Linked DNA regions of Homo sapiens: region 1 is linked to region 2. Evidence: chromatin loops called from intact Hi-C (ENCODE). Cell type or tissue: heart left ventricle. All regions are shown on one strand. Links, peaks and the distances in the headings refer to the core of each region. The heading gives the core; the rest is flanking DNA. Region 1 overlaps CDH22 (cadherin 22). Region 2 overlaps CDH22 (cadherin 22).

What was found. A loop is a pair of places that touch in the nucleus more often than their neighbours do. Peaks named below come from ENCODE experiments on the same cell type or tissue, not always from the same donor. Only the 100,000 strongest peaks of a DNase experiment are listed, where the experiment ranks them.
Region 1: it touches region 2 in a loop (6-fold over the local background); 2 of 110 quality-filtered maps call a loop at or near these places.

What each region holds. Positions count from the first base shown.
Region 1 is chr20:46,216,735-46,226,950 of GRCh38, forward strand. CDH22 (cadherin 22) reads right to left here. Exons shown (of 12, transcript NM_021248.3): 5 at 92-259. Among named protein-coding and RNA genes, the nearest start is that of CDH22, 87 kb to the right of the region's middle. RefSeq lists an enhancer at 188-723. In heart left ventricle, for the core only: no CTCF peak of the experiment used is centred there; a DNase peak (open chromatin) is centred at 6,147; H3K27ac peaks cover 1,711 bases.
Region 2 is chr20:46,169,094-46,179,309 of GRCh38, forward strand. It overlaps CDH22 (cadherin 22), which reads right to left. Exons shown (of 12, transcript NM_021248.3): 11 at 8,853-9,104; 12 at 4,646-5,984. The coding sequence ends at 5,413. Among named protein-coding and RNA genes, the nearest start is that of CD40, 56 kb to the left of the region's middle. RefSeq lists a silencer at 5,481-5,530. In heart left ventricle, for the core only: a CTCF peak has its summit at 5,637 (motif pointing left); a DNase peak (open chromatin) is centred at 5,608; H3K27me3 peaks cover 6,156 bases.

The DNA of each region.
Region 1 (10,216 bases), core at 1,393-9,392, 48 kb after region 2:
AGTCTAAAGGGAAGCTGGGGTCAGCAGGTGGCTTGGATGGGGTAACAGACAGACACACAGACGCGCCTTCCTCTGGGAAGGCCTCACTCACTCTGCGGGAAACGGGGCGGGTTGTCATTGACGTCGGTGACTACGATGGTGACGGTAGTGGAGCCCGAGAGGCCACCCAGCTGACCCGCCATGTCTGTGGCCTGGATCACCACCTCGTAGCGCTCCTGGCTCTCGCGGTCAAGGTCAGGCACAGCCGTCCGGATTACGCCTGTGGGTGAGTGAGGGTGAGGCCAGGGCACCCCACACCACCTGCCCACTGATGTGGAGACCCCTGTACAGGCGGGATTCAGACCCTGTGACTCCTGGGAAAATTAAGCTCAGGAGGAGAGTGGGCCACACAAGGACATCCACGTGTCCACCATGTGGGACAGGGCTCAGTGTACACCACACACACTCACACACGCTCATACAGATACAGATACACATGCCCACACAGATATACTCACACATGCTCACACACACGGTCACACAGATAGACTCACATACTTGCTCATATGGATGCAGATACTCACACATACACACATGATCACACAGATGTACACACATGCTCATATACTCACATACACTTCTACAGATACATTCACACAGGCTCACACAGAATAACACACACAGGTTTATTCACAGGTTTATTCCCAGATACATTCACACACACACAGATACACACAGATACATTCACACACACAGAAACATTCACAAACTCATACACACTCCTATAGATACACTCACAAACACACACTCATATACCTTACAGATCCAGTCACATGCTGCCACTCATACACTCACAGACTCACACAGAATTACATACAGGCCTATACAGATCACCCACACACATACCTGCCCATGCAGAAATGCACATGGGCTCAGATACACTCACACATCCATACAGAAACACACACACTCACACCTGGCCATACAGATGCACTCTCACAAATAACTCATACTCACATACACACAAACACACAAACAGATACACTCTCAAATACACACTCAATGATCCACACACATTCACACATACTCTCAAATACACATCCTCCCACACAAACACACACAGACACACTAACATATACACACACACTCTCATACACACTGTAACACATACACACACTGAAATACATACACTTTTTTTCTTTTTCTTTTTTCTTTTCTTTCTTTTTTTTTTGAAACAGAATCTCACTTTGTTGCCCAGGCTGGAGTGCAGTGGCGCGATCTCAGCTCACTGCAACCTCCTCCCGGGTTCAAGCAACTCTCCTGCCTCAGCCTCCTGAGTAGCTGGGACTACAGGCATGCACCACTATGCCTGGCTAATCTTTGCATTTTTAGTAGAGACAGGGTTTTGCCGTGTTGGCCAAGCAGGTCTCAAACTCCTAGCCTCAAGTGATCCACCTGCCTCAGCCTCCCAAAGTGCTGAGATTACAGGTGTGAGCCACTGCACTTGGTCTCAAATACATACACTTTCAAACACACTTGCTCACACACATTGCACCTGCATTTTCTCACACACAGACACAACACAAAAGCAACTGTGTGACTCCCCTGGGCAACCAGTCCCACTTTTGGGGCCTCAGTTTTCCCACTTGACATTCTATGCATGAACCAGGCCTGTGTCAGTAACACACAGCCCAGAGCCAGGCATGGAGCAGCAGCTTGGCTGGTGTGAACTGGACTCACGTCCACACTCATGTACACTCACTATGCTGTCACACTCACCTGTATACACACATGCAACGTAGTTCACACATTTGTGGTGTATGGACATAAGAACACATACAAAGTCCCTTACACACATGCACACTCATAGCTACCACCTCACATTCTTATTCACACCCCCTCCCACAACCAAATTATCCCCCAGCCTTAGAGGTGCACCCCAACCCTCTCCAGGCCCTAGATCCTCTATCCAGGCACCAGCTAATCACGGAGCAGACAGTCCTCCAAGCTGTTATTGGAAGCAGGGAGGGCAGCAGGCGTGGGGGTGACCGCAAGATTAATTCTGCTGTGGGGAAGACTGGGCTTCTTGTCTCCCTGCCAGTAGAAGAGACAAGGGTAGGGCGGGGGAGTCGATGAGGCATTCAGAGCCTCTCCCACCACCCACTCCAACCTGCCGAGCACCAGGTGGTGACAGGTGGTGCCCGGGGCCTGTGCGCCAGGTGGAGTCATGCACCAGCAGCCCCATGCTGCGCCCCATAAAACCCAAGCTCTGACACCTGATGTCCCCCAACAGTCCCCAGACTCCCATACAGGCAACAGAATGGAAGGAGAGGCTGTAGGGCGTGTGTGTATGTGTGGTGTTTGTGTGTGTATTTCTGTGTGTACCTGTGGTAGGTAGCCAGAGGTGGGGCACCTAAGGGGTGGTCCTGCTTTCGTGGGATCACATGCAGATATGGAATGGGTGTTCTGCCTAATCAAGGGTCACACAAACCATCTATCAGTGGCCTTCTCAACGCCTCAGTAGGCCCCCTCCTGACCCCTTCTCTACCACCACTGGTCTTCCCAGGAACAGGGGAGTCTTGGCAGTGGATTGCCTTGGGATAGATTCCAGATCTGCCATTTCTTTGGTCATGTGATTTTGAGCTAATCCCTTCACCTCTTTGAACCTCAGTTTCCTTATCTGTAAAATGGGACAACCACCATACTGACTTAAATGACAGGATTTCTCAAACTTGGCACTGTAGTCAGTCATTTTGGGCAGGATAATTCTCTGTAGTGTGTGTGTGTGTGACCTGTATGTTGTAGGATATTTAGTAGCATCCTTGGCCTCCCGGCACTAAATGCCAGCAGCACTAACCGTCGCCTTAGTTCCAAAACTGTCTCCAGACATTGTCAAATGGACCCTGGGGCAAGATTGGTTGAGAACCACTCGTATAGGATTTCATCTCATGAGAATTACATGTAATAAAAACAACTAATGTTTATGTGCATTTGCTCTGTGTCCGGCATTATTCTAATCACCTTAGGTGAATTGCCTCATTTAATCCTCTCAATATTCATATGTGGAAGGTCCTGTGATTATACCTGTTTTATAGATGAGGAGACAGAGGCACGGAAAGGCTAAGTACCTTGTTGAAGGTCACACGTGTAGAAAGTGCATAGCCAGGACGCTGAGGCTTTGCAGCCCTGGACAGCAGGGGCTGTACAGGGAAGGTGGGGTGTGTCATATTCTCCACCCTGGGGGGTTGGAAAGAGAGAATGGAAGGCAGACAGAGGGGAGGAAGAGAGCGAAGGTGATGGACAGGGAAGAGGAGAGAAAGAAGAAAAGGAGTCCCAGGGAAAGAGAGACAGGGAGAAACCTAGTGAGAGACAGGAGGAAAGAGACAGAGAGGAAGGGAAGAAAGGAAGGTAGGGGAGGGGAAGGGAGGGGAACAGACAGAGAGGGAGACTGAAAGGGACAGAAAAACAGAGAAGGGAAGATTGCGGGGGGAGGTAGATAAACCAGAGAGAAAGCCAGAGATACCCAGAAAGAGACAGTAAGAGAGAAACAGAGACCTAGAGAGAAACAAAGAGGAAGAGAAAGAAAGGAGGGAAGAAAAATGGGCAAAGAACAACTGAGAGAGCGGGAACAGACATACAGAAAACAGAGAGGGAGACGCAGGAAGGGTGAAGAAAGATGGTGGGGGGTGGGGAGGGGAGGGCAGGTAGGCTTACAGTGCAGCAGCCACCAGGCCAGGGAGCAGGGGATCCCAGGTGGAAAGGTGGAGAGGGAGTGACTTTAGCCGAGCACTTGCTGTGTGCTAAGCTTTGTGCTGGTCACTTGCCATCCAGGACCTCAGTGAATGTACAGGATTCGTGGTAGGATGTGGAGTCACTGTGTATCTATGGGCTTGGGCACCAAAGGCTCAGTGTCCCAGCTCTGAGTGGGGGCTGGAGCAGGGGCCTGGCTCCACCTCTGTGAGTGAGAGAGGCTCCACGTGGCTGCCTTCTTTGCTGTCCCTGTCACTTCCAGCTCCTGAGGAACTGGGGACACGACACTCTTCTCACTTGGAAACTGGTCCTGAAGCCTTGTGGTGTGTAGGATTCAGGTGCCATCTCTGGGTGTGTGTGAGTTGGGCCCCCTGGGCCTTGTTCTCGGGATCCAGGGAACAGGGTAGGTTGCTATGGTGACAGTGCCCAGTGAACCACACCTTCCGGTATCCACGCCCTTGGGTCATTCCCTCCCACACTGACTCTGGCCAATGGGACATCAGCAAGTGTGCTTTGGCCAATAGGACATCAGCAAGTGTGACAAAAGCAGAGGTTTGATAAGCCCCTGTATGCTGCGGCCTGTCCTCTTGGAATCCTGAGACCATTGTACTGTGAAGAAGCCCAGGATAAAAGGCCACATGGAGAGGGAGGCCTAGTCCTGCCAGCTGTCCCAGTGAAGTCACTCCCAGCGACCCGACAGCTGACTGTTGCTGCATGAGTGACCCCAGCAAAATAACTGCCAAGCTGACACACCAAATTGTGACAAATAATAAATTATTGTTGCTTTAAGCTACCAGGTTTTGGGTTTTTTTTTTTCTTTTTTTTTTTTTTTTACATAGCTCTAGATGACTGATAGAGAAATCCAGTTGGCTGGGCCATTCCTCTGCTGATTTTGTCTGGGCTTACTCACGCATCTGAGCCTAAACCGGAGGAGCAGCTGACTGGAAGGTCCAAGATGGCTCATTTACATGTCTGGCAGTTGGTCTTGGCTGTCGGCGGGGACACATTGGTTCTTTCATCCTCCAGTAGGCTGGCTTCCTTACATAGCAGTCTCAGGACTGTGTTCCAGGACAGTAAACGTGAAAGCTGCAAGGTCTCTTAAGGCCTAATGTCAGAATTTGCATAACATCACTTCTGCCACATTCTATTGGCCAAAGTAGTCCCAGGCGAACCCAGGTTCAAGGGGTAGGGAAACAGACTCCACCTCTTGCCCAGAACAGTGGCAAAGTCACATTAGTAAGCAGCCGTGTGCAGGGCGGGGAGGAATTGATAACATATTTTCCTATCTACTATGTTCCACTCCACTGTCTTCCTCCTGATGTTGGGAGAAGCACGGTGGAGACTATTGCCCTCTGAGAGATCTAGGGGTACAAATATTCCAAAACAGTCCATGAAGTTGTTCTTGAAAGCTTCTGGCTCTTTGACTTCATCCGTTCACTCATTCATTCATTACAGTCTTGCCGAGGGCCTACTACAGGTGCTGGGGCTGCACAGACTCAGATAGGCTGCAGGAGGACTCTGGGGCCAGACAGATATGGGCTCAAGTCTTCTTTCCACCATTTACATGCTAGCTGACCATGGGCAAGTTCCTGGGCCTCTCTGAGCCTCTGTTTCCTCTTATGTGAAATGGAGACACCCACCTGGTAGGGCTGTTGAGAGGACTGAATGAGAGGAAGCTTCCAGCAGCAGGCCTCACATTTTGGAGATGCCTTGCTGATCTCTTTCCTCAAGTTCTGGATTGAGTACCTCCATAAACAAGTTTCACAGAGGCAGAAATCCATGCTGGTCTTGTTCATCCCGTGTCTATAGGGCCTGGCACACAGCAAGTGCTCAAATGACGTTTTGACTGGCTGACTCCCAGTGCCCCTCCACTGCCCCTCTCACAGCCTGGGTGTAGCTATCCATTTGCTTCTCTGCTGGAGCAGAAGCTCCGTGAGGGCAGAAACCAGGTCTACTTCATTATCCTGACCCCAGGATCTGGCACTTAGAAGGTGCTCAACAAATGTTAGTTTCATTCCCTCCCTGTAAAATGGATGACTCTGGCTCAGTTGACAATTTTCAGCAGAGATCTTGAAATCTCGGAGAACATTTCTATTCCTGCTGGGGTGGTGGTGGGCGGGGGCTGGTAATTATAACCTGGCCTCAGCTCCCGCAGCCTTGTCTTCACCCATCGTCCCCAGTTCCAGCTGTTGTCCTGGCCTCCCCTGCTGTCCCCTCCAAATGCTGCAAAAGGGGCCCTGGAGCCCGTGTGATGCCTCATTAGCACACAAATGCCATCCCTGTCGCCCCTGTGGGGGGCCTGCTGGCAGGCCTGGCCTTTAAAACACACAAGTTAATTCCTCCTCTGGCATTGGGGCCTCGCGGCGCCCCGCCTCCTCCCTTCCCTCACACCTTCCTCCCAGGCCCCGTTCCGGCTCTGCTCCCTGCTATCTGCACAGCAAGAACAGACTGTACCTCGCAGCAGCTGCTAAATATAGACCCGCATCAGCAGAATATTCCTGGCTGGGGAACTAGAGCTGGGGCTGGGAATGGCACCAGGGCAGCTCTTGCCATGGGGCTGTGGGCAAGGGGAGGCAAAACCTGGTTCTTCCTGGGACGTGCCAGAAAGGACCCTTTCAGATTGAAGAGTTGAGGGGCTCTGGAGCAGGGACCCCATTTGAACTCCTTCAACTGCCTTGCCTGGTCCTCACTTTCTGACCTCTTGGGAACTGTTCTGCTCCCCCAGGCCCGGTGGCCTCCCAGTTGTCACCATCTTCTGGGCCCTCTGCTGCGGGGGATGCTGTTTCTTAGAAACTGGCTGTCCTTCCCACTCTCATGTCCTCCCCACTCTCTGATCCTTCATCTGCCCAGCCCTGCCACCTCCCAAGACTCAGTCTTGGCCCTTCTCTTATTTCTATGTTCTTTCTTCTCCCCATCTCCCCAAGGCTTATCAACCCTAGGGTCCCCACCTCCTCAGGCTGAATGCATGAAGGCTTCCTCATCACCATCACTATCCTTTTGTGCTGGGGCTCAGGCTGAGCACTTTACATACTTCCTGTTCCCTTGGCCTGCAGTGTTGGTCCCCAGAAATCTGCATGGCTCATACCTTCACTGCACTTGGTCTCTGCCCCAAGGTCACTTCCCCAGAAAGGCCTGTTGTGATTTCTTTCTTTTTCTTTCTTTCTTTTTTCTTTCTTTCTTTCTTTCTCTTTCTTTTTCTTTCCTTCTTTCTTTCTTTCTTTCTTTCTTTCTTTCTTTCTTTCTTTCTTTCTTTTTCTTTCTTTCTCTTTCTTTCTTTCTCTTTCCTCTTTCTTTTTCTTTCTTTCTTTCTTTCCTCTCTTTCTTTTTCTTTCTTTCTTCTTCCTTTCTTCCTTTCTTCCTTCCTTCCTTCCTTCCTTCCTTCCTTCCTTCTTTCTTTCTTTTCTTTTTGAGATGGAGTCTTGCTCTGTCACTCAGGCTGGAGTGCAGTGGTGCGATCTTGGCTCACTGCAACCTCTGCCTCCTGGGTTCAGGCAATTCTCCTGCCTCAACCTCCCGAGTAGCTGGGATTACAGGCATGTGCCACCACTCCCGGCTAATTTTTGTATTTTAGTAGAGATCGGGTTTCACCATGTTGGCCAGGCTGGTGTCAAACTCCTGGCCTCAAGTGATCCACCCGCTTCGGCCTCCCAAAGTGTTGGGATTACAGGCATGAGTCACCATGCCTGGCTGTGAAGTCTTAATCTAAGTCCTTCCTCTGCATTAGGTTTCGTCCTCACACTCGTCACTGCTTGACGTTATGTTATATGTGTACATGCTCATCTTCTATATTCTCTACTTCAATAAAAGTGCCATGAATGCAGAGCCTTAGATTTGCCTACTGAAGCATTCCTAGTGCCTAGCACAGAGCCAGGCACATAATAGGCACTCAATAAATAGTGGTTGAATGAATGAGTGAACTGTCCCATTGAATCCTCACGACCATCAAGTGAGATGGGTATGATTCTCTCCCCTGTGCACATGGGGAAACTGAAGCTTTAAGAGACCCAACCATTCTTGGAGCTCCACACCTGTATTTCACATGGCCTGCTAGAAGTTCTAGGTGTTTCTTTCCCTGTTTTCGCTCATCTTAAAGCCAATATGGTTAAAGCTGAATTTTTTAGCTCTGCATCAGATTCCAGGGCACATTCACTCATTCCTCTGCTCTAGTAGCTTTCTTAATTTACACTCCTCCTGTTTCTGTTGATGGTACCCCTTGCCTAGATGAATAAATCCTACTACATGGAAAGAAACTCTGCCTCCTCCCCCAACCTAGTCCTGCAGATTCGTGTTGGCCCCCAAGGTTTGTCCTTGGCAGGATCTCACTGCCACCCCCTATTCTCTCTTCTCGGCATCTCAATCAATCCTCACTATGAATTCTTCATCATCCCTGGCCTCCTAGCTAGACAGGTAGGTTAAGGAGTCTGAGTGACTGTCAAGAAAGGGCGCAGGCTTTTGGTTTTTGCCATTTGGGACTCTATGCTGGGCATCCTGGGCTCCAGGGCCTCCCTGCCTCTAATTCCTGCCTCTGAGCCAAGCTCTGTAGCAGCAGCCCAAGGGATCTTGTTAAAATTAAAACCAGAGCATGTCATTTCCTTGCTTAGTAGTCATCAGTGAACCTGCACTGTAGGTGAGGAGGAGGGGAAATGGATACTCTCACACGTGGCTCACGGGAGTGTCGTCTGGTACATTTCGGCATTATCTATCGAGATTCCGAATGCATGTGCTCTTTGACCAAGCTTCTCCACTTCCTGAAAATTATCCTGCAGATATACTCACACAAGCACAAAATGATGTATGTGTGAGGTTATTCACTGTAGCATTGTTTGTTGTAGCAAAAGATTGGAAACAGCATAAGTGTCCATCGGCAGGGGACTGGTGAAATAAATTTTAGTGTATCCATAACACCCATTAAATAAGAGAAAGAGGAAGCCCTTTATGTACTCATATGGAATAATCTTCAAAATGTATTGTTAAGTGAAAAAGGCAAGCCGTGTGTATAGTGTGTTTATAGCTACCATTCATGTAAAAAAAATAAATACATGTACCTTATTTTCTTGTACATGTACAGAATAGCTCTGGAAGATGCATGAGAAAATTACATTGGTTGCCTTGGGGATACAGACTAGGTGGCTGGGGGACTGGATGGGGTGAAGAATTGCTACTAAATTCCTGTTTGGACTTTTTGAATTTTGAACCTTGAGATGTATTATCTATTAAATGTGAGTTAATATTTTCGAGTGAATGAGTCTAAGATCTCATAGGATGTATACACCAAGTGGCTACCTTTGGGGCTGCAATTACTGGTGATAGGGAGTGGGAAGCGTTTCTTTTTTTTTTCTTTTTAGCATTTCTTTAATGTTTGAATGTTTTATAAAATGTATTACTTTTTTGGGGAGAAAAAATAATGAAGATACTTTGTGTGAGAAAATACAATTACAACTGTGCTCATGGATTGGAATCCTCTCCCTTCTCCCCCAGACAAAGGAAACAGACAAACAAAAACCCAAAACCCAAATCCATCAACTCCCCCCAACCCCACTTCCCAGCTTTGCCCTTAGAATGAAATCCAAGCTCCTTAGCCTGGCTCACACCAGCACAGTCAGGCCCCTGCCACCCTCTCGACGTCACCTCTCAACAAACCTGATTGCCGAAGCCTGAGCTGCTTACAATTCCCCTCATGCCCCAGGCTGTTCCACTTCTCCCAACTTTTGCCTGAGCCATACCCTGTACCTGGAATGCCCTTCTCTGAAATCTTGGTCTGGCAACACCTTCTTCTTCTTCTTCTTCTTCTTCTTCTTCTTCTTCTTCTTCTTCTTCTTCTTCTTCTTCTTTTTTTTTTTGAGACAGGGTCTTGCTCTGTTGCTCAGGCTAGAGTGTGATGGTGCCATCATAGCTCACTGCAGCCTCGACCTCCTGGGCTCAAGCAATCATCCCACCTCAGCCTCCTGAGTAGCTGGGACTAGAGGCACCTGTCACTATGCCTAGCTAATTTTTTCTTTTGTAGAGATGGGTTCTCTCTGTGTTACCCAGGCTGGTCTCAAACTCCTGAACTCAAGCAATCCTCCCACCTTGGCCTCCCAAAGTCCTGGGATCACAGGGGTGAGCCACTGCACCCGCAGACACTTTCTTATCCTTTGTAGATTGCTGCTACTTCCTCCGAGAAGCCTTGCATCCTAATCCCTACATATCTGCCTATCCTCCTGCCCCACAGGGCTGTGAGCCTCACAATGGCATTTGATAAACATTCTGTGCTGTCTGACATCTCATTCCCCGCCTTCACCCAAGCCAGGCCCCTCCTATCCCAGGAGCAGTGAGAGCACCCCGCTGGAATTGGCAGCCACTCCCAGCTGTGTGACCTCAAGTGAGTCACTTCACCTCTCTGGTCTTCAGTCTTCTCATCCTGTCCTCCTCGCACTCCCCCAAGGCTTCTCAGAGATTAGTCAGGTTCTAATGTCACCGTGAGTGAAGTGGGGACAGCGGGTGGGCG
Region 2 (10,216 bases), core at 1,176-9,175:
TGTGCTATGTATTTGAGTGGGAGTTTCTGGGGACACACATATGTTAGTGAATGGGTATGAATATATGCCTGAATGGGAAAATATGTTTGCTTATTGAAGAGTACCAGTGGACACACATGTACATGCATGTAAGAGAACTTATCTATGGCAGGCATGTGCATGCTCTGAATACAAACATGAGTGCACACATGAGAGCTTGCCTCCCATGCACGCATAGCATGCTGGCATGTGTCCACATTTGCAGACCTGCAGGGATATGCTCTGTGTGTATCGCTGTGAACATGTCTGCATTGTGCCCACAGGTGCGAACATGTCTGTGGGTACAACCTGTGCATGCATCATGTGCTGGCATGCTCATGCACACGCTGGAACGTGAGCCGTCTCGCCTCAGAGTGAGGGCTGACAGGGTTGCATTTTCCAAAAGCTCAGCGACCAGTGACAGAGCTGGCCTGGGAGTGCTTGCTGGCAGGAGGTGAGTGGAGCTGCTGATTTGTGACCTGGGGGTGGGCTGTGATGACGGCTGGCTGATGGATGCAGGCGCTTAGACACCCTGTATGACAGCAGCCAGCTCTCTGAGCTGCCTGAATCAGGAGGTGGGAGTTTAGTTCTTGACCTGTGCTGCTCAATGCTGGCTTCCCACCTCCCTGGTGCTTGTCCACAGCCACATGAGGACACACACACACACACCAGAGACACAGACCCAGGCTTGGACAGTGGCTAGCCAGCTAGGCCCCTCTGTCCATCTTGCTCCCAGCTCTGCCATCCCCTGAAGTGCCTCCCCTTCTCACCAACATGCTTCTCTGTTCTCCCAGAAACTTCACTCACAATCAGAGTCATCTAGGCCCTGTGCAGAGCCGTGGCGTGTGGGAGTGTGAAATCATTTCAGGCCTTTAAAGGCTTCATGCCCTTGGGCAAAGCATGGTTCATCTGTGAGCCCTGGGTTCCTCATCTCATCCTCATAAAACAGGCCTAATGAAAGCACCTGCTTAAAATTAAACAAGGCAAATTATGTAAAAGCACTAAACACAGTAAACACAGCGTCCATTCTCCATGAGATTTACCTATCTTAGTATTAATTATGTATGGTGCTGAGAACAGGGCCTGGCATGCTGCAATGCTATATAAGTGTGCTGTCACCGTCATCACTACTATCATCGTCGTTGTTATTAATATCCCTGGTTCTGAAATCCTTGGCCAATTGCACATCAATTCTTGCTCAAGACCCTGAATACTCTTTTATCCCATGATAATGATGATGATGATGACAACAAAAGGGGAATATTTTTCTTTTCATCTTCCTAGATGCCTTGTAAGAAGGTCAGGAATAGTAAATGGGAGGCTCTTTATTTTCTAAGCTCCTTGATAGAGCTGGGTTTGCTCATTTGGAGCTTGGAGCTGGCATGGTTGTATTTTCTGCCTAACACAGCATGTGGAACTCTTGGGGAACCTGGTGGGAATCAATGAGACAGATGACCAAAGGCTGTGCGTCCCATAAAACCCTGCTCTGTGACCCCAAGTCATCAGAAAAACTCACAAATGCTTGGCATGAGTAGACACCTTGTGCAACCCAGTGAAAGGGCAGGACTCACTGGATTTCACTCTGGGATGGCTCAGCACCCAGTGGAGACAGCAAGTGTGGATGCAGGAGCTGGAAGCAAAGGGGATCGAGGGATCATTACCTTTTCCTCCACACCCCACTCTGGAACTAGCAGAAATCACGGGGCGCTTGAGGACTTCTACAGGCTGTGGAATGCAGTGGCGGGTAGAGGAATGAGCTCTCCCAGAGCACAGACAGGGACTTTTGGATACACCCAAGCATATGTTTGGGGCTTCCTGTGTGCTGGACACTGTATGTACTGCTGACGGGGTAGGTTCTGGGGGTCAGAGCACCCGGGTTTAAATCTCAGCATCTCCAGTTATTTGTCATTTGATCTTGCACAAGTTACTTAACCTCCTTGTGCCTCAGTTTTCTCACCTGTAAAACGAGGGCTGCCTCATTGCGTTGTTGTGGGATTAAATGCGTTAATTTATGTAAAATGCTCAGTAAGTGTCAGCTGTTGCTATTGCGTTTTATCCTTATTGCAACCCTATGAAGTAGGTGGTCTGAGCATATGCACTTTATGGATAAGAAAACTGAGGCACACAGAGGGTAAATAACTTGTCTGAAGTCACACAATGGCCGGGCGTGGTGCCTCATGCTTGTAATCCCAGCACTTTGGGAGGCCAAAGCGGGAGGATCACTTGAGCCCAGGAGTTTGAGACCAGCCTCGGCAGCATAGCAAGACGCCATCTCTACAAAAAATTAGCTAGGTGTGATGGTGCATGTCTGCAGTCCCAACTACCTGGGGGGCTGAGGTGAGAGGATTGGTTGAGCCTGGTATATTGAGGCTGCAGTGAGCCATGATTGTGCCATTGCACTCCAGCTGGGCGACAGAGCAAGACCCTGGAAAGAGAGAAAGAAAGAAAGAAAAAGAAAGAAAGAAAGAAAAGGAAAGAAAGAAAGAAAGAAGGAAGGAAGGAAAGAAAGAAGAGAGAGAGGGAGGGAGAGAAAGAAAGAGAAAGAAAGAGAAAGAAAGAAGGAAAGAAAGGAAGGAAGGAGAAAGAAAAAGAAAGAGAAAGAGAGAGAAAGAAAGAGAGAAAGAAAAATAAAGAAAGAAAGAAAAAAGAGAAATCATATGGTGGGTAAATCGTAGAGCCAAAGGCTCAGAAGGCAAATCTGGATAAATAATGTTCTTTATTTCTGGCAAGATCTTTGACTCTGTGTGACCTTGGGTAAGTAATTCTCCATGTGTGAGGTTTAGACAGGATGTTCAAGGGACCTATGACTTCATGTCCGTGTGTCCCTCTGGACATATAATCTGCCTGTGACCTCCTTCTTGGCAGGGTCAGTATCTGCTAAGGCAACCAGTGCATGTGGAAGGGACAGGCTTGGAGTCGGGGGAACCTGTGCCGCCTTTGCTCTGTCCCATACTAGCTGGGAGACCTTGAACCAGCCACTTTATTCCCCTGAGTTTCAGTTTCCCCTTTCTACAATGGAGCTGGCAACCAACCTCAGAAATGCTGTTGGGCTTCTGTATGTGAGAGCTGGGCACACGGGGCTGAGAGAGGTGGCTGCACATCTCCCCACGGGTCTCCAAGTTACCATGCCCATTTGTAGCATGAGCTATAGGAACCATGGGTTAAAGGTCCCACATAGGATGATTTGGGGGTTCCCAAATATCCCTCCACTTGGGCTTACCATGCTAACCCCACATCCCTGCCACTGGCCACTCTCAATGGACTTTAGAAGGCATATTCAAGTTGAGCAAGTTATCAAGCTCCTTAACCTGGCCTTCAAGTTCTTTTCACAACTACCTCCAACCAGCCTTCCCTGCCTCACCTCCCACCACTCCTCCACCCTGCGATCCAGCCCCCAGGGCCAAAAACCCTTCCCGAAGCTGCCACACACTTCTTACCTTCTCCCCACCCCCAGCCTTTGCAGATGCTCTTCTCTCTGCTTGGAATACTCTTGCTCGCATGGCCACCTCACATCCCATACTCATTCTTCGAGACCCAGTTGAAGTTACTTCCTCTGGGAAGCCCTCCAGGATTACTCAGTCTTTCTTTAGTGCTTCCAGGATCTTATTCTGTTAATTCTGCTACAATTCTTACCAAACACATTATTTTTGGCTGCTTCAGCTCCCTGATCCACTTCCTTCCTCCAACTTACGTCTTGGGCTACCGGAAGGGAGGAATTACCTATCATCTATGTAACCCTTGGCAGTTTACTACTCTCTTAGCCTCAGTTTCCTCATCTGTGAACTGGGGCTGACAGTACCTAAATGAGAAAAAATAATGCAGGTAAGGCACTGGGACATACTAGCCATCTCTGGATCTATCACAGTGGACCTTGGCAAATGTGGAGGGAATGAATGAGAGCTCCCTGGGAGGGTAAGAAAAATAAGGCTAATAAGCATTTATTGGGAACTTTCCACATGTCAGGAAGGCACTGAGTTCAGAGCTTAACATCCACTATCTCCTTTAAGACTTTTAATAATCCTTTAAGGAAGAGACTATCATTATCCCCATTTTACAGATAAGGCAACTGAGGCTTCAGCAGTGGAGGACCTTGATGAAGGATGCCCAGCTAGCAGGAGCTGGAATTCATGTTGGATCAATGTGGAATGAATGAATCACTTGGGCGTGGGGGGAGGTGGGAGGACAAATAACCGTATCTTATAATCATATGGTTTTAGAGCTGGAAACTCTTCAGGTGACTTAGTCCAGGGGTTCTTAATTTGGGATCCATGAGTGGGAAGACTGATGGGTTCCAAAGCCAGACAGATAAGGTCCCCCCATCTTGCCCAGTGGTTTCTGACCCCTCTGTCTCCTGCCAATCCTTGCATCCACTCAAGTCCTGGAGTCACCCAGCTTGTTCTTGCTTGGCTCCGCTGGTATTTCAGTGTGGTCTGAGACTCCTGAAGGCTCCGCAGTTGCCGGGAGTGTCCTTATCCCCCATGCAGGGCAGGATCAGGAGCCGACAACTGCAACCTTTTCCCCTCCCCTGGGAGATGTAGGGAAAAGGGGAAGGGCATCTGGAGCAAGGGAGAGAGCTCAGACCTTGGAGGCAGACACACTGGGCTTCTAAGAACCACAAAGATAAGAATAGTAACAAAGGCTAGCATTTATTGAACACCTACTATGTGCCAGGCACTGTCCTAACCACTTGACACATATGAACCCTTTTTAGCCTCACAACTCTTCGAGGTAGGTTCTGTTATTAACCCCATTTGACAGATGAGGAAACTGAGGACCAGAGAAGTGAAGTGACTTGCCCGAGGCCAGGCAGCTGGTCAGTGCCAGAGGCTCTGCCATTCACTGGCCAGGTGCCCTTGGACGGGTCACAGCCACTTCTCTGGGGTCCTTTCCCCTTCTATTCCGTGCAGGACACCACCTCATGGTTTCTCTGACGACTGAGCTGGTCTCTGTACAGCGTCCCAGCACACAGTAGGTGCTTAGTAAGTGAACAGCCTTCTTTCCTCTTAACTCTGATGGGGGAAACCTGGGGTGGGGGCATCTCAGCGGCGTGCTCCCTCCAGCATTCTCCCCCAGGCCAGGATTGAGTGACCCGCCCCTTCCCGACTCTGCAACGCCACCCCCATCTCCCATTCTAACCCCAGAGCCACACCGTGCCCGGTCTCGCCTCAGTTTTAATGCCGTTGGTCAGAATCCCGCACCTCTGGGCTCCAAAGCTGCACCCCTAGAGGAGGAGGAATGGAAGAGTCCGCTCCTAGCAAGTCCCCCCTCCGTCCAGCCGCCAAGGGAGGGTTGGGGGAGGGCAGGAAAGGGGGTCCGCGGGGGAAACGCGTTGTCCTGGGGCCCCGGCGTGTGCTGGGCGGGTGAGCAGCCGCGCCCCGACGGCAGGGCGAGGGGCTAGGAGGCCTGGGCCTCGTCGTCCCCGCGGTGGCCGGCGTAGAGCGCGGCCAGGGGCCGGAAGCGCGGACCCCAGCTGCTGAGATAGGCGAAGTCCTGCTCGGAGCCCGACGAGCCGCTGTGCAGGGAGCTGAGCGAGGCGGCCGGCGAGTCCGCGCCCTCGAAGGCGTAGGTCTGGAAGGCGTCGTAGGGCGGCACCGACAGGTCCCCGTCCGCCAGTGCCACCTTGCGGCTGATGAAGTCCCTGAACACTGAGAAGTCTGGCTCGGGGCTCGGCGGCCCCTGCGGCAGCGAGTGGCGCTCGGAGGGCAGGTGGGCCTGCGGGGGGCTGCCCGCGCCCCCGCCCGAGCCCCCGCCCGCTCCCCCGCCCGCGCTGCCGCCCCCGTCGCCGCCCTTGAGCTCGCCGAAGTCGTAGAGGCTCCGCAGCGCCGACATGTCGTAGGCTTCGGTGTCCTGCTCGCCGCCGCCTTCGTCGTTGTATTTGATGACGTTGTCCCGCATGTCTTCATCCTCGTCCGAGCTCAGGTGGCTCTTGTGGTGGCGCCTGAGGGTGAGGATCAGCAGCACCAGCACTGCGAGGGGGACAGAGGGGGCAACTGAGGGCCAAGCCCCTCCCAGGGCATTAGAAGGACCCTCTACCCCATCTCCTCCCGCCTCCCACCCAGCAGAGCGGGCCCAGCCTCAACATTCCTACAGATTTCCTGGATTTCTGTTCAAAAAGCCATTCTTGCAATCAGAACTGAGCTGAGTGTCTGGAGAGGTAGTGAGCTACCCATCTCGGGAGGTATGCAAATCGAGGCTAGATTACTCTGGGGTGGAGGTGGCCAATGGGAGAGCAGTGTTAAAGGTTTTCCTGGGTGTTGAGGCCTGAGGTCTCCCTTCTCAGCCCTATGAAGAGATACACTCTCTGAGGACTCTAGGTGCTGGGGGTCTGTAGCAGGCAGCTGAGAAACAGAAGGAGCTGGAGGAGTGAAAGATGTCCTTCACCCTGACCTCTCTTTCACCCTCACCCTCCTCTGCCACACCAGAAGTCTTGAGCTCCTACTCAATCCTTTGGTTCTCAGGTCAAGGCCTGCAGGAACCCTTCCCTGAGAGCTGCAGGCCAGGTTCCATGCCTTCCCCTGCAAGATTCCCCAGGACGGGGCTCCTTCCTCTATCATACTGGTTCTCAAAGTGCGGCCCCTGGGCAACAGCAACATCCTCCTGGGAGCTTGTTAGAAATGCAGACCCTTGGATCCTGGCACGGATCTTGTGGCAGTGGAGGGGAATCTGTGTTTTAACAAGACCTGCAGACCTGAAGAGGCAGCTCAAGTTTGAAAGCCACAGCTCTGTCATAGACCAGACCCTGCTGTGTTACCAGGTCTGTCTCCACCCCAAAACACACACCCTAAGCTAGGACCTGGGAAATGTTCCTCTATCTTGGTGCCTGGCATGCAGTAAGCACTTGAAGCATGCTTGTTGAATGAATGAATGACTAAAGGAAGAGTTGGATGGAGACTTGGGTAAGTGAATGAATGCTTGTCCCCTCTTGGCTTTCTTCACTTGATTTCCAGGACTCCACATTCTCCTCCTCCTCCCACCTCACTGATCACTCATTCTCAATCTTCTAAGCAGGTTTCTCCTCGCCTCTCTTAACTCAGATGTCCTAGGATTCAGACCTCGGTTCTGTGTCCATGCTCCCTCTCTTGGAGCTCTCCTTTGGTCTCAACAGCTTTAAAAGTTCCATTTAGAAACTGACAATCCCCATATCTCAGCCTCCAGCCTGGACCTCTCCCCTGAAATCTAGATTGTACATTCAATTTCCTACTCAACACGCCCTCTTGTTGACCAAGCGAATCTCAAACTTAACAGGTTCAAAGGTGAAATACTAATCTTTCCCCCTTCCCCACCCCGAGTCTCCCCCACCTCAGTGTTAGGAACCCCGACTTTTCAATTACTCAGGGCTTCTAAGTCTCTTTTGTTGAGTGCTAAATCTCAGTGTCTAGTACATGGGAGGAACTCACTGGATGGATGTATAGGTAAATGATGATGGGTGGATGGACTGACAGATGGACAGACATGTACGAGGTACTGTGCTGGGCACTGGACTCTTCTTGCTCCTCCAAACAGCTCCAGTGGCCAGAGCTGGCTGTGAGGGCCATGGGGCAGGGCACCTGCTCACCACCTAACAAGGTGGCTTGTGACAGGGAAGAGCACGAGAGCTGGGGACAGGCCCGGAGGGAGGGCACAGGGAAGGAAGGTGTCAGGAGAGAAGTGGGAAAGATGGATGGATGGCTTCTGGAGCCGAGGCTGGGAGCTCTGGAGGGGGATGCCCGCGGGAGCAGATGGTGAGGTTTGCGGGTGGCGGGCGACAGATGTGCCAGGCCTGATCAGCGATTCCACCCGTCACCTTTAGAGCACTGATGTGCACTTTCTTCGTTTGTGGGCAATTAGGCAGAACTTTGTTTGCACTGCCTCGGAAAATGAAACCGCTGTAAAGTGCACCCTCTGGAAAAAGGGTTTCTGAGCCATGGGCTAGGGTGGGGGGAGAAGGGGGACCTCCCAACTATGAGGAGCCTGCCCAGGGCCTCTGCTGGGACCTGAGGAGGTACAGCCTGGCCATAGGCAGGTCCTCAGAGGGTGGACAGAGGCCGTGCCAGTGCCAGCCAGTGAGGGCGGGGGGAGGCAGCTGACATCTCCCAGGGAGCAGAGCAAGGCTGGAATCTGCACTTGGACCTCCCTTGAGCTCCTCTAGCTTTGGCCTCAGTGCCCTTCTTTACTTGGGTGGTTACAGCTGTAACAGGTGGCATATGGCCATTCAAATCCAGGTTAGCTTCTGAAACTTGACCTCTTCATTGGGGAGACTTTGGGGTGCAAATGGCTGCTAGTGGCCTGGTACCAGTGTAGATTTTGCCCCCCTCCCCCACCACCAATGACTTGAGATTTTGCTCTCAGTTTAGATTCATAGCAGGTGGTGTAGTTAGAGGAGCAGAGGACACAGGGTGAGAAGACCTAATATCAAATCCAAAGATTATCCAGTACCCTTACACCAGCCACCTAACCTCTCTGACCCCCAGCGCTTTCATCTGAAAAATGGGATGATATGCCTGGCCATGTGCTTGTGAGGTTCACAAGAGCCCTTTTTACTAAAAGTCCTACATAGAGACTAAAAAAGGACCATTCACATGAGAAAATTTTTTAAAAATATGCTAGGGTGAGGTTTGGGCTACACGTGAATGGGGTGGGCCACAGTGAGCTCATCCCTGGAGTTGGTGGCGGGGCCGCTCTGCACTTAGAAGACTCCTCATGGGGGCTGCTTGTTAGAGCTTGGAGATGGTTTGGCCAGCCCATCCTCATGTGGAGAGGGAAGCTGAGGCCCCATGGGGGCTGGTTAGGAAGGAAACCCAGGACGCCAGGATGGGGCCAATCAGGCAGGGCTGGGTGGCTCTCGATGGACTCACCAACCAGGATGAGAACGCAGACCAAGAGGGCGATGAGGGCGCCGGGGCTGAGGGAGGCGGCCATGACAAAGGCCGTGGTGTTGCAGGACTGGATGGTGCCGGAGCTGTCGCAGCCACAGATGCGGATGGTGAGCGTGCCTGTGCTGCTCAGTGTGGGCGGCCCACTGTCTACCACCAGGATGGGCAGGAAGAACACGTCCTGCTCCTGCCGGTTGAAGCCCACGTGCTGCGTGTGCACTGCAGCGGTGTTGTCTGTTCCGGAAGAAGGGGGAGCGGTGTGACTTGGGGCCGGGGGTCAGCATCCTTGTCCTAGCCACCTCCTGATTGCATCGTGAGATTTGCCTCCCTATGCCCCAAACTACAGCCTCCCAATGGACTCATGGGTCTCTTCTCTGATCTCCCAAAATTCTATTACCAGATGCCTCCAAATTCTGCCCCATGCTGCCCAAAGATTCTGTCCCCCAAAGTCTACCCTCAGCTGCCCAAAATCCTGTCCCCATGTAGCCCACAATTCTGTCCTCAAACCATCCCAAGATTCTGTTTTCAGCTATTCTAAGATTTTGTCCTCAGCTGTGCCAAGGTCCCCAGCTATTCCCAGATTCCGTCCCCAGCTAGGCCAAGGTCCTGTCCCTGGCGTTGTCTTTTTTTTTTTTTTTTTTTTTGCCATTTGTCTCAACAGCTTGTTTTTGCTCTAGATTCCACCCCAGCTTCCCAGCGTATTCTGACCCTAGGAATCCTATAGGGTCCTTGGGTTGTGGTTTGTTGGGCCCTGACAAGTCCTGGGTCCTCAGAAGGGACTGGGAACTCTGGCTGGCATCTGCCTTTGGCTGTGGGATCTTTCTGTCCTTCATACCCCAAGGCCAGTTGAGAGTCCTGGAGCCTGACAAGGAGTCTCTGCCTAAGAGGCTGAGCCTAGAGGGCTGGGGGCGTGGTGAGGGGCCTGATGAGGGGCCCTGGAGCATTGAGGCCTTCTCCACATCTTTCCTTTTCACATAGGCGGCCAGAGAGGACAGTGAACAAACACAAATGGAACTCATGGCACTGGTTCAGCCTGTCACCGGGGAAGCCAGGCAGGACGCAGGGGGATGGTGGCTGGCCTTGGAGCACAGGCTGAGGTGACAGGTGGCACCCCCTTCTCCGCCCTTTCTGCCTCCTTCACACCTGTTCTGTAGGAGTCAGGCCACCTGACCCTCTGTCATTTTGATGGCCTCTCTCAGTTCTGCACATGCAGGGGTACGAAGTGCCCAGAGCTCCGAAGGCTGCTGCCCCTCCCTTCACAGCCAACTCTGCCAAAGGGGGCCCTGCATTCCTGCTGGGGGCCTTCAGTCCTCCTTCTCCCCGCGGTCTTCAGTCTGCTGTTTCTA